Linked DNA regions of Homo sapiens: region 2 is linked to region 1. A link is a loop called in an ENCODE intact Hi-C map of the cell type or tissue named here. Cell type or tissue: mammary epithelial cell. All regions are shown on one strand. Region 1 overlaps LOC105371334 (a long non-coding RNA gene). Region 2 overlaps PKD1L3 (polycystin 1 like 3, transient receptor potential channel interacting).

Region 1 (5,000 bases):
TGGGCTCAAGCGTTACTCCTGCTTCAGCCTCCCAAACTGCTGAGATTATAGGAGTGAACCACCATGCTTGGAAACATTAGTTCTTACAAATTAATTCTATGTACTCAAGGAGATGACAGGGATCTTTTATTTTCTGTTGCAACTTATAACATCATTAGGTACAGTAAAAGTAAAACAATCCACTGGGTGTGGTGGTGCATGCCTGTAATCCCACCTACTTGGGAGGCTGGGGCAGGAGAATCTCTTGAACCAGGTAGGTGGAGGTTGCAGTGAGCCGAGATCATGCCACTGCACTCCAGCCTGAGCAACAGAGTGAGACTCTGTCTCTAATATGTGTAATTTTTGATAAATTAATCAACCACACAAGTAAGGACGGAGTAAGTAAGGTAGTTGAGAGTTAAAGCCTAGTGAACATCTGATGAGTTTATTTTATTTGTGGAAGAGAAGTTTAGGAACCAATCTTCTGACCTCTCTTTTGCCTTAATTAAAAATATAACACCTTTTGGTTATTCTGCTGTTCTTCCAGGAATCTTCGGACAGACATTATGCATACAGTGGAAAGTTACAAAAAGGGAGTTATTTTCTGAGAAAATCCCCCGAGTAAACTTTAACCAAAGCAAAGAGTGTAAGTGGCAGATGACCAAAGAGTAGAGAATAGGAAAGTACTTGTCACTGGTATATTAAAAATAATTTTCCAAAAAAGAAACTCTCGCCCGGATGTGGTGGCTCAAGCCTGTAATCCCAGCACTTTGAGAGGCCGAGACAGGCAGATTGCTTGAGGTCAGGAGTTCGAGACCAGCCTGGCCAACGTTGTGAAACCCTGTCTCTACTAAAAATACAAAAATTAGCCGGGTTTGGTGGCGTGCGCCTGTAATCCCAGCTACTCAGGAGGCTGAGGTAGGAGAATCACTTGAACCCGGGAGGCGGAGGTTGCAGTGAGCCGAGATCGGGCCACTGCACCGCAGCCTGGGAGAGAGAGCGAGACTCCCATCTCAAAAAAAAAAAAAAAAAAGAAAAAAAGAAAGAAACTCTCACATAGATATAAAATGAACATGTTCAAGATTTTCTTTAACTCAATGATCATTGAAGAAATCAAGCAGATATTACAATAGGTTCAAAAAATAGACCCATTTGTAGACCAGGAATAATGAAATAAATGTGCAAATGGAGGCAAACGGATTTTTTTTTTTACAGAGGGTAAGCAAAATCAATTGACTTTCTACTAGACAGAACATAATTTGCATGTTTATAAACAATAATTTTTTTTTTGCATTGCCAGCAATTAGCTATTTTGTAAAATAGCTCAAAGTCAATGAAAGACTAGAGTCAGATACCCTGGAGGAGTATTCTCTAGACAATGAAGTTTTTCACTGAAGTTCAAGTGGAAAGGCATTGGTTTTCCTCCAGCTGGAAAGGTGAGATATTAAACGGTCTGGGAGCTTTGGGGTTTGGGAAAATCTGGGTTTGAGGCTAGTCCGGAGAAGAAGTAGCGCCTCCCGGTGATTCTGATTCAGCAGGCTGGGAACAGAGCCCGGGCATCTGTGTTTTCGAATAGCTCCATCAGGCACCCTAATTAAGAACCGGTGTGTTAATTTAGCACTCAATATTCCATCCTAAAGGAGAATCTAATGTAAGAATAATCCAAATATTTACCTAAGTTTTTCTTTAAACAAATAAACATTTCTATTGATTTTGGGTACAGGCAATGGCATTTGGGGACAGAGCTGACTTTTCCCATTTGGTTTCTTTGAATGGTTTCTTTCAGCCTTCACTTATGAGGGAGGCAGTCCTTAGGTATGTGGATCAAGGGGGAAATCCTTGCACATTCCCCGCGAGATCTTTTGATTCTCTTCCCCACTCAGCACATCCTGTGCTTGCTGTCAGACCCTAGACTCAAGCTCTGGTGGCAGAGGGGACTTCTGGCTGGGTTAGTTCCTACGCAGGCGCTCTAGGTGGGAAAGGGAGCCTGCAGGGGGCCCAGAGCTGGCCAGCAGGGGGCAGCACAGGCTCAGGCTGGGAGGCGCGGGAGCCCATAGGATGCCGTCTTCCTCAGTTTCGAGAATCCCCTCCCCCGACTCAGCCTGGGTGACCAGAGTTCTCTCATCCAGCTGTGAAACAACGCCTGGAGTTCACTATTTAGGTTCACTAAATAGGTTCACTATTTCCTGAACTTCGCCTAATACACAGGTGAGACTGAGCTTGGGAAATCACTCACCCTCCCTCTGCCCAAAATGCAACCCTCTCGCTTGCAAAATGGGGATAATTGTACCTACTTCATAGGCTTAAATAAGTAATATGCATAACACACTGGAGCAGTGCCTAACATATATTTAAACTACACATGTATTAGCTATTCTTTTATTTTATTTAAAATTTTTTTTAGAGACAGGGGTCTTACTATATTGCCCAGGCTGGTCTTGAACTCCTGGGTTCAAGCCATCCTCCTGCCTCAGCCTCCAAAGTCCTGGGATGACAGGTGTGAGCCCCCGCGCCTGGCCTGTATTAGCTATTGTTATTGCATTGCTACCGCTTATCAGGCACTGTGGATGCCACTGTGATGCAAGGAAGAGAAATAAGATAGCCGTGCTGGCTGAGAGCTCACAGCCTCATGAGAGAGGCAGCTAAGTAAATTCTTTGTGACACTGGGAAGAAAAAGATGAGCATGAGATGTGGGCAGGGTATGGAGGCAGAAGTAACCAAAAGTCTTTGGGAGGCTGAGGCAGGCAGATCATCTGAGGTCAGGAGTTCGAGACCAGCCTGGCCAACATGGAGAAACCTTGTCTCTATTAAAAATACAAAAATTAGCTGGGTGTGGTGGTGTGCGCCTGTGGTCCCAGCTACTCGGGAGGCTGAGGTAGGAGAATCACTTGAATCCAGGAGGTGGAGGTTGCAGTGGGCAGAGATCACCCCACTGCACTCCAGCCTGGGCAACAGAGCAAGACTCTCAAAAAAAAAAAAAAAAAGGAACCAAAAGCAACGAAGGAGTGAAGGGAGAGCATTCCCTTCGCCCTCTGAAGGGTTGCTGAAAATTAACTGACAAAAGGCAGATTAATAGGAGAAATAGAAATTTATTAATGTGTCGGAGAGTCTTACAAAATATAAGATCTCAAAGAAAGGGAAGAGGGTTGTATGCCTTTTTTTTTTTTTTTTTGGAGACAGAGTCTCGCTGCCGCCCAGCCTGGAGTACAATAGTGTGATCTTGGCTCACTGCAACCTTCGCCTCCCAGGTTCAAGCAATTCTCCTGCCTCAGCCTCCAAGTAGCTGGGATTACAGGTGTGTGCCACCAAACCTGACTAATTTTTGTATTTTTAGTAGAGAAGAGGTTTCACGATGTTGGCCAGGCTGATCTCAAACTCCTGACCTCAAATGATCCACTCGCCTTGGCCTCCCAAAGTGCTGGGATTACAGGCGTGAGCCACTGCGCCCGGGCTGGGTTGGCGCGCCCAGGCTGGGTTGGATGCTTTTATACCATCTTGAGGTTACAGGAAGAATAGGGGTTGGACTCTGGCACAACAGACTATGGGAGAGGGAAAGGAGCAGGCCTGGCTAGCGAAGGTAGTCTTGTTATGTAGCTAAAGTTTCACAGGTAACCACTCTCAGAGAGAATAGATATGAATGTTTCTTTCAAACCTTTATTTTTTATTTTTATTTTTTGTAGAGATGGCGGGGGGGGGGTCTCACTATGTTGCCCAGGGTGGTCTCGAACTCATGGGCTCAAGTGATCTGCCAGCCTTGGCCTCCCACACAGCTAACCCCTTTCAAACCTTTAAAGGTATTAGACACTTACTTAACCTTCCCTAGATTTGGACAAAGGAGGGCTTCAGAGAAAGCCTGGCTGCATCAAGGCAGATTTTCTCTATAGATAAAAATCTCTCCCACAAAAGACGGCTTTTCAGCTATTCTTGTATTTCCAGTTCTTCTGAATAGCCAGCTTGAAATGTGTCAAAGAAGTATATTTTGGGGCAAAAGTTTTTCGTTTCCTTTAGTGACTTCCAGGAGAGAGAGTGCTTAAGGAGAGTTTTTAGGAATGAGTAGGACTGTAATCCTTCCTTTTTTTTTTTTTTTTTTTGAGATGGAGTCTTGCTCCATGGTCCAGGCTGGAGTGCAGTGGCAGGATCTCAGCTCACTGCAACCTCTGCCTCCCGGGTTCAAGCAATTCTCCTGCCTCAGCCCCCTGAGTAGCTGAGATTACAGGCATGTGTCACCACACCCAGCTAATTTTTGTATTTTTAGTAGAGATGGGGTTTCACCATGTTGGCCAGGCTGGTCTCGAACTCCTGACCTCAAGTGATCCACCTGCCTCAGCCTCCCAAAGAACTGGGATTACAGGCATGAGCCACCACTCCCGGCCCTGTAATCCTTACGTTTGAACCACAAGGGAAGAAGTAAAGGGAAAAAAGGCAGAAGAGGGAGGCAGGGGTCAGATTATAAGAAGCCTGCAAAGCCAGGCATATGCAGTTAGTCATTTCTCCTACTCTTCTCACCCAAGACACAGTCTGACTCCTTCCTGGCAACCTGAAAATGATCTGTCTAAGATCATTGACATCTTCCAAACACAAATGACACGTTTCAATCTTGAACTTACTCAGCTTCTCTGTAATAAAAATTTTACAGCTACCAGTAGCAGCTGACATTCATTGAGAACCTGACATTCACCGAGTATTTTGAGCATCTGTAGTTCATTGAATATTTATTTGACCATCAGTGACTCATTGTTCTCAGGCAATGAGTCACTGATCGTGTATTCTCTCTGGGTCTGTGGTCTCCAAGCAGGTGCACACAACCTCTCAATGTGGTGAAGGGAAAAAATCCTAGACCTCTATTTAATCTGGAAATATTGTCTTTTTGGGAATCTCTTTTTCTGTATCTGATTTATAATGTAAATGGTATGTTAATACAGCAGTTCATAGATATAATTTATAAATACATGTGTTCATGTTGGGGTTAGGTTTGAGAGTACAGGCTGTATGGAGCCACCAGAGATGGCTTTTAATCAGAG
Region 2 (5,000 bases), 350 kb before region 1:
CTTTGGGAGGCCAGGGCGGGCAGATCACGAGGTCAGGAGATCGAGACCATCCTGGCTATAACACAGTGAAACCCCATCTCTACTAAAAATACAAAAACTAGCCGGGCGTGGTGGCTCCTTCCTGTAGTCCCAGCTACTTGGGAGGCTGAGGCAGGAGAATTGCTTGAACCTGGGAGGTGGAGGTTGCAGTGAGCCAAGATCACACCACTGCACTCCAGCCTGTGCAAGAGAGTGAAACTCTGTCTCAAAAAAAAAAAAAAAAAAAAAAAAAAAAAAAAAAAAAAAAAAAAAAAGATTTTGACGAGAGAAATTTAAGTGGTTTCATGACAAACACAGACCCTTGGGGAAAATAGCATCATTACAGTAAAGGAGGAGGTTTGCCGAATAGTTGTGAGGTGAAATCAAACAGGTTGAATAATCAGGTGTCCCAGAGGACAGGGGTGTGAACGGCTGAAGTTAGCAGAGAAATTAGTGATAAAACACTGGTTGGGAAAAGGATGAGCTCTCAGGGCCTATGGCTCTGTGAAGTGGAGATGAGGCCTGTGAAGCGGAGATGAGACTAAGTAGAGTGAGAAGTCATTAATGTAAATGATAAAGACTACAACCCATTTATGCCCCCTGATGATGAAAGGCAGATGGGATATTTGAAAAGGTGGCAAGCCACTGTCACATATGGGACAGAGAAAGGTTATAAAATGTGTAGATACATACTTATCTATTCATAGGTGAGAAAGGTTTGCAGTCTGGTGTCTGGTACATGAACTCCCTTAGAAGTTGGGAAGGGAAAGATAAGATCTACTCTCTTTTCTTTTTGTTTTTTTTGACAGAGTCTCATTCTGTCACCCAAGCTAGAATGCAGTGGTGCAATTTCAACTCACTGCAGCCTTGACCTCCCGGGCTCAAACAATCCTTCCACCTCAGCCTTTCAAGTAGCTCAGGACTACAGGTGCACACCACCACGCCCAGCTAATTTTTATATATTTTGTAGAGTTGGGATTTTGCGACGTTGCCCAAGCTGTGCTCAAATGCCTGAGCTCAAGCAATCCACCTGCCTCAGCCTCACGCAGTGCTGGGATTGTAGGTGTGCATCACCATGTCTGGCCTCAACTTTCTTTCCTTTCCTTAGTTCTTGCCTTGCAATGAAACAGTTCATTTACTTGGACAGTTTACTAATGGTCTGAGATTACGTCTTACTACAGACAACTGATTCAAGCCCATCTCCCTAATGTGGTTATCTTCATTTTACTATAGGTATGTCAGCCAGGTAATTGTCTGTGACATGGCAGTTAAGAGGAAGTGGCATTTCCTGTGCAATTGCTGGCTGGCTGTGGACCTCGGAGACTGTGAGCTTGACCGGGTCTTCATCCCAGTTTCAAAGAGAGAGCTCTTTTCCTTTAGGTACTGTTGGAAAATTACTATTAACAGTGAATATTGATGTTCACTATTAATTGAATTGTTCACGATTGAATTGTTTTTAATGCAAATTAACATTTTATTAATGTATTATTTCAAACATACATAAGCATTACTGTTGTGGTTGTAACTGGTGTAACCATTACCTTAAAAATCAGAAGGAAGACAAAAAGAGATTCGAAGTATAAAAATTATAAATATTGCCCTTATTTTCTGAAACTGTTTACCTAGAGAATCATTTATAAATTTACTAAGATATCTAGGAATAAAAGAATCACTCAGATCAATGGAATATAAAAAGGATACCACTACTTCGATGATACAAATATTTATGAGAACAAAATATAAAAATAAAGGAAAGTATTAGAGGGCTGTAGCCTTCAACTGACTTTCAAAGACACTAGTAAACTGGCCAGGCACCGTGACTCATGTTTGCAATCCCTGCACTTTGGGAGGCTGAGGCAGGCAGATCACTTGAGGTCAGGAGTTCAAGACCAGCCTAGCCAACATAGCAAGACCTACTAAAAATACAAAAATTAGCCAGGCGTGGTGGTGCACACCTGTGATCCCAGCTACTCGGGAGGCTAAGGTAGGAGAACTGCTTGAACCTGGGAGGCAGAGGTTGCAGTGAGCCAAGATTGCCACTGCACTCCAGCCTGGGCAACGGAGCGAAACTCCATCTCAAAAAATGCAAAGATGTTAGTAAACCAAAATAATTAAAGCAATGTACTGGTGAATTCACAGACCAGGAGAACGGTATAATATACGTATCAACTTCTGTATCTTTCTAGGTATCCATGTATCTTTCTATGTCTCCTGAATGCTAAAGATGAGAATATTCCTAGGAGAATATACCTCTGCTATCTGACCTCCTTCTTACCTTCAGCTTTCTGGTTCAATATTACGGCTCTCGGCTTTTTCCTCATGGGAACAAGATGATTGCAAGAGGCCCACACACCATGTCCTAGCCGGGCATGGTGGCTCACACCTGTAATCCCAGCACTTTGGGAGGCCGAGGTGGACAAATCACTTGAGGCCAGGAGTTTGAGACCAGCCTGGCCAACATAGCAAAACCCCATCTCTACCAAAGTACAAAAATTAGCCAGACTTGGTAGCATGAGACTGTAGTCCCAGCTACTTGGAAGGCTGAATCAGAAGAGTGGCTTGAACCCAGGAAGCGGAAGTTGCAGTGAGCCGAGATACAGCCACTGTGCTCCAGCCTCAGTGGCTCTATCAACCAAACACCACGTCCTTACATTAAAATGCCTAAAGGCAAAAAAACATGGAACTGTTTCTTCTGGTACTTGACTCCCAGAACAAACAAGAAATGTGTATTTCTTTGTTAAGATCTGCTCCAATTACAATTGCGGCATATAAGAAATTACTCCCAAAACTGAGTGGATTAAAACAACCATGTTACTTTTCTCCTGGTTTTGTGGGTCAGAAATTCAGTGAGGCCATGGCTGGGGAGTTTTCCCTTGGGATCTTTCATCCTGGCTGGGTCTGTTACTCATCTGTAAGCTCCTCTGTGTTAGATTTCCAAAAATGATTCGCTCACAAGGTCAGCAGGGGGCGCTGGCTGTCAACTGAGAGCTCATCTGTGGCTGTCAACAAAGCACCTATGTATGGCTTCTGCGTGGCAACCTCAAGAGAGTGGCATTTTTCACAGGGGTGGCTGTCTCCCTCCAGAATGGGCAGTTCAACAGAACTAAGTAGGGGCTTTAGCCTTTTATGTCCTAACTTTGAAAATCAGATTCAAGGAGAAGGGCCAAGGTACGGTGTCTCACTCCTGTAATCCCAACATTTTGGGAGGCTGAGGTGGGCAGATCACCTGAAGTCAGGAGTTCGAGACCAGCCTGGCCAACATGGTAAAACCCCTTCTCTACCAAAAATACAAAAGTTAGCCATGCGCAGTGGTGCACGCCTGTAGTCCCAGCTACTGGGGAGGCTGAGGCAGGGAAGTTGAACCCGGGAGGTCAAGGCTGCAGTGAGCTGAGATCACGCCACTGCACTCCAGCCTGTGCGAAGGAGTGAAGACTCCATCTCAAAACAAAACAGAGAAAACAAATAAGTCTTGAAACTAAAAATCATGGACTCTCAGCAAGAAGTGGGAAAAAAAAAATGAGATCCTGTCTCTAAAAAACAAACCAAAAATATATGTTTTAAATTGTGTGTTGCTTGTGTATAGGAATAAACTGGTAGAAATTTTCTCTCCTTCACCAAAACTTAAGGGGTAGCGAATACTATTTCCCCTCCCTAGACCTGATACAGTTCTAGGTTTGTTTTGTTTTGATTTTTGAGATAGGGTCTCACTGTGTTTGCCAAGCTGGTCCCAAACACCTAGGCTCAAGCAGTCCTCCCACCTCAGCTTCCCGAGTAGCTAGGATTACAGGCATATACCATTGCATCCAAAGTTCTAGTATTTTTAAAACATATATAGACATATTTATTCAAACATACTCATTTTTGTTGCAGAAATGTGATTTTTTATCTGTTTAATCTCTGTGTTTCCAATAGAGGAAAGACTGTGAGTTTAATTCTCCTTCAGTTATGTAAGTTTTTACCGTATAGACATATTTTATATGTCTATTGGATGTTTATTAGGAGCATTTAAGTGTATGTTATTTCTTCTGGATACTTTTTTTTTTATTATATAGGTCTCCCTTTGATCCTGTTGACACTTTGTATCTTAAATTCCATTTTATATTAACTAAAGAAAGTTGACATACTGATATTATTTCTATTGTTTGTTCTTATCTTTTTACTTTCAGCCCTTTTTATGGTTTTGCTTAGAGTTATGTCTTGCAAGCAACATATAACTGGATGTTTAAAAAACCAGATCTAATAATCTCTTTTAATACATGAGTTTAATATGTTTACATTAACCATGATTACCAATCCATTTGGACTTAATTTACCATATTATTTTGCATTATTTGTTATAATCCATTCTCTTTCCTTTATCTACTTTCCACATTGTCAAATTGACAGGTTTTGTAGTTTTTTTTGGTTTTTTTTTTTTAAGGTTCTCTGCCTCTTGGTTTGTTGGTTGGTTGGTTGTTTCTTTCAGATGGGGTCTTGCTCTGTCACCCCAGCTGGAGTGCTGTGACATGGATCACAGCTCACTGTAGCCTCAACCTCGCCAGCCTCAGGTGATCCTCCCACCTCAGCTTCCTGAGTAGCTGGGACTACAGGTGTGTGCCACCATGCCTGGCTAATTTTAAAACTATTTTTGTAGAAACAGGGTCTCACCATGTTGCCCAAGCTAGTTCTTGAACTCCTGGGTTCAAGTGATCTGCATGTCTTGGTCTCCCAAAGTGCTAGGATTACAGGTGTGAGCCACCATGCCTGACCACTTCTTGTATTTTTAATCTTTGCTGGTTTAGAAACTATACATTGTATTTTTTCCTCTTTCTCCTCTTGTTTTTCCACTTCCTGCTTCTGTTCCTCTTCTTCCTCTTCTAATTCTTTTTATTGGTTACTTTTAATTTTTAACACACTTTTTCTCCATATTAATTTTCTAAGAATAACGTTTCTTCTGCCTGAACATGACAAAGAATTAGCAATGCTTTAACCGTTCTTGAGTA

What was found. Peaks named below come from ENCODE experiments on the same cell type or tissue, not always from the same donor. Only the 100,000 strongest peaks of a DNase experiment are listed, where the experiment ranks them.
Region 2: a loop joins it to region 1, with 16 times the contacts of the local background. A loop is called at or near these places in 5 of 110 quality-filtered maps.

Annotation. Positions count from the first base shown.
Region 1 is chr16:71,608,189-71,613,188 of GRCh38, reverse strand. It overlaps LOC105371334 (a long non-coding RNA gene), which reads left to right. Exons shown (of 3, transcript XR_933717.2): 2 at 1,280-1,415. Among named protein-coding and RNA genes, the nearest start is that of MARVELD3, 15 kb to the left of the region's middle. In mammary epithelial cell, a CTCF peak has its summit at 1,981 (motif pointing right); no DNase peak of the experiment used is centred here; H3K4me3 peaks cover 195 bases.
Region 2 is chr16:71,959,603-71,964,602 of GRCh38, reverse strand. It overlaps PKD1L3 (polycystin 1 like 3, transient receptor potential channel interacting), which reads left to right. Exons shown (of 30, transcript NM_181536.2): 16 at 1,252-1,398. Among named protein-coding and RNA genes, the nearest start is that of PKD1L3, 38 kb to the left of the region's middle. In mammary epithelial cell, a CTCF peak has its summit at 2,992 (motif pointing right); a DNase peak (open chromatin) is centred at 2,992.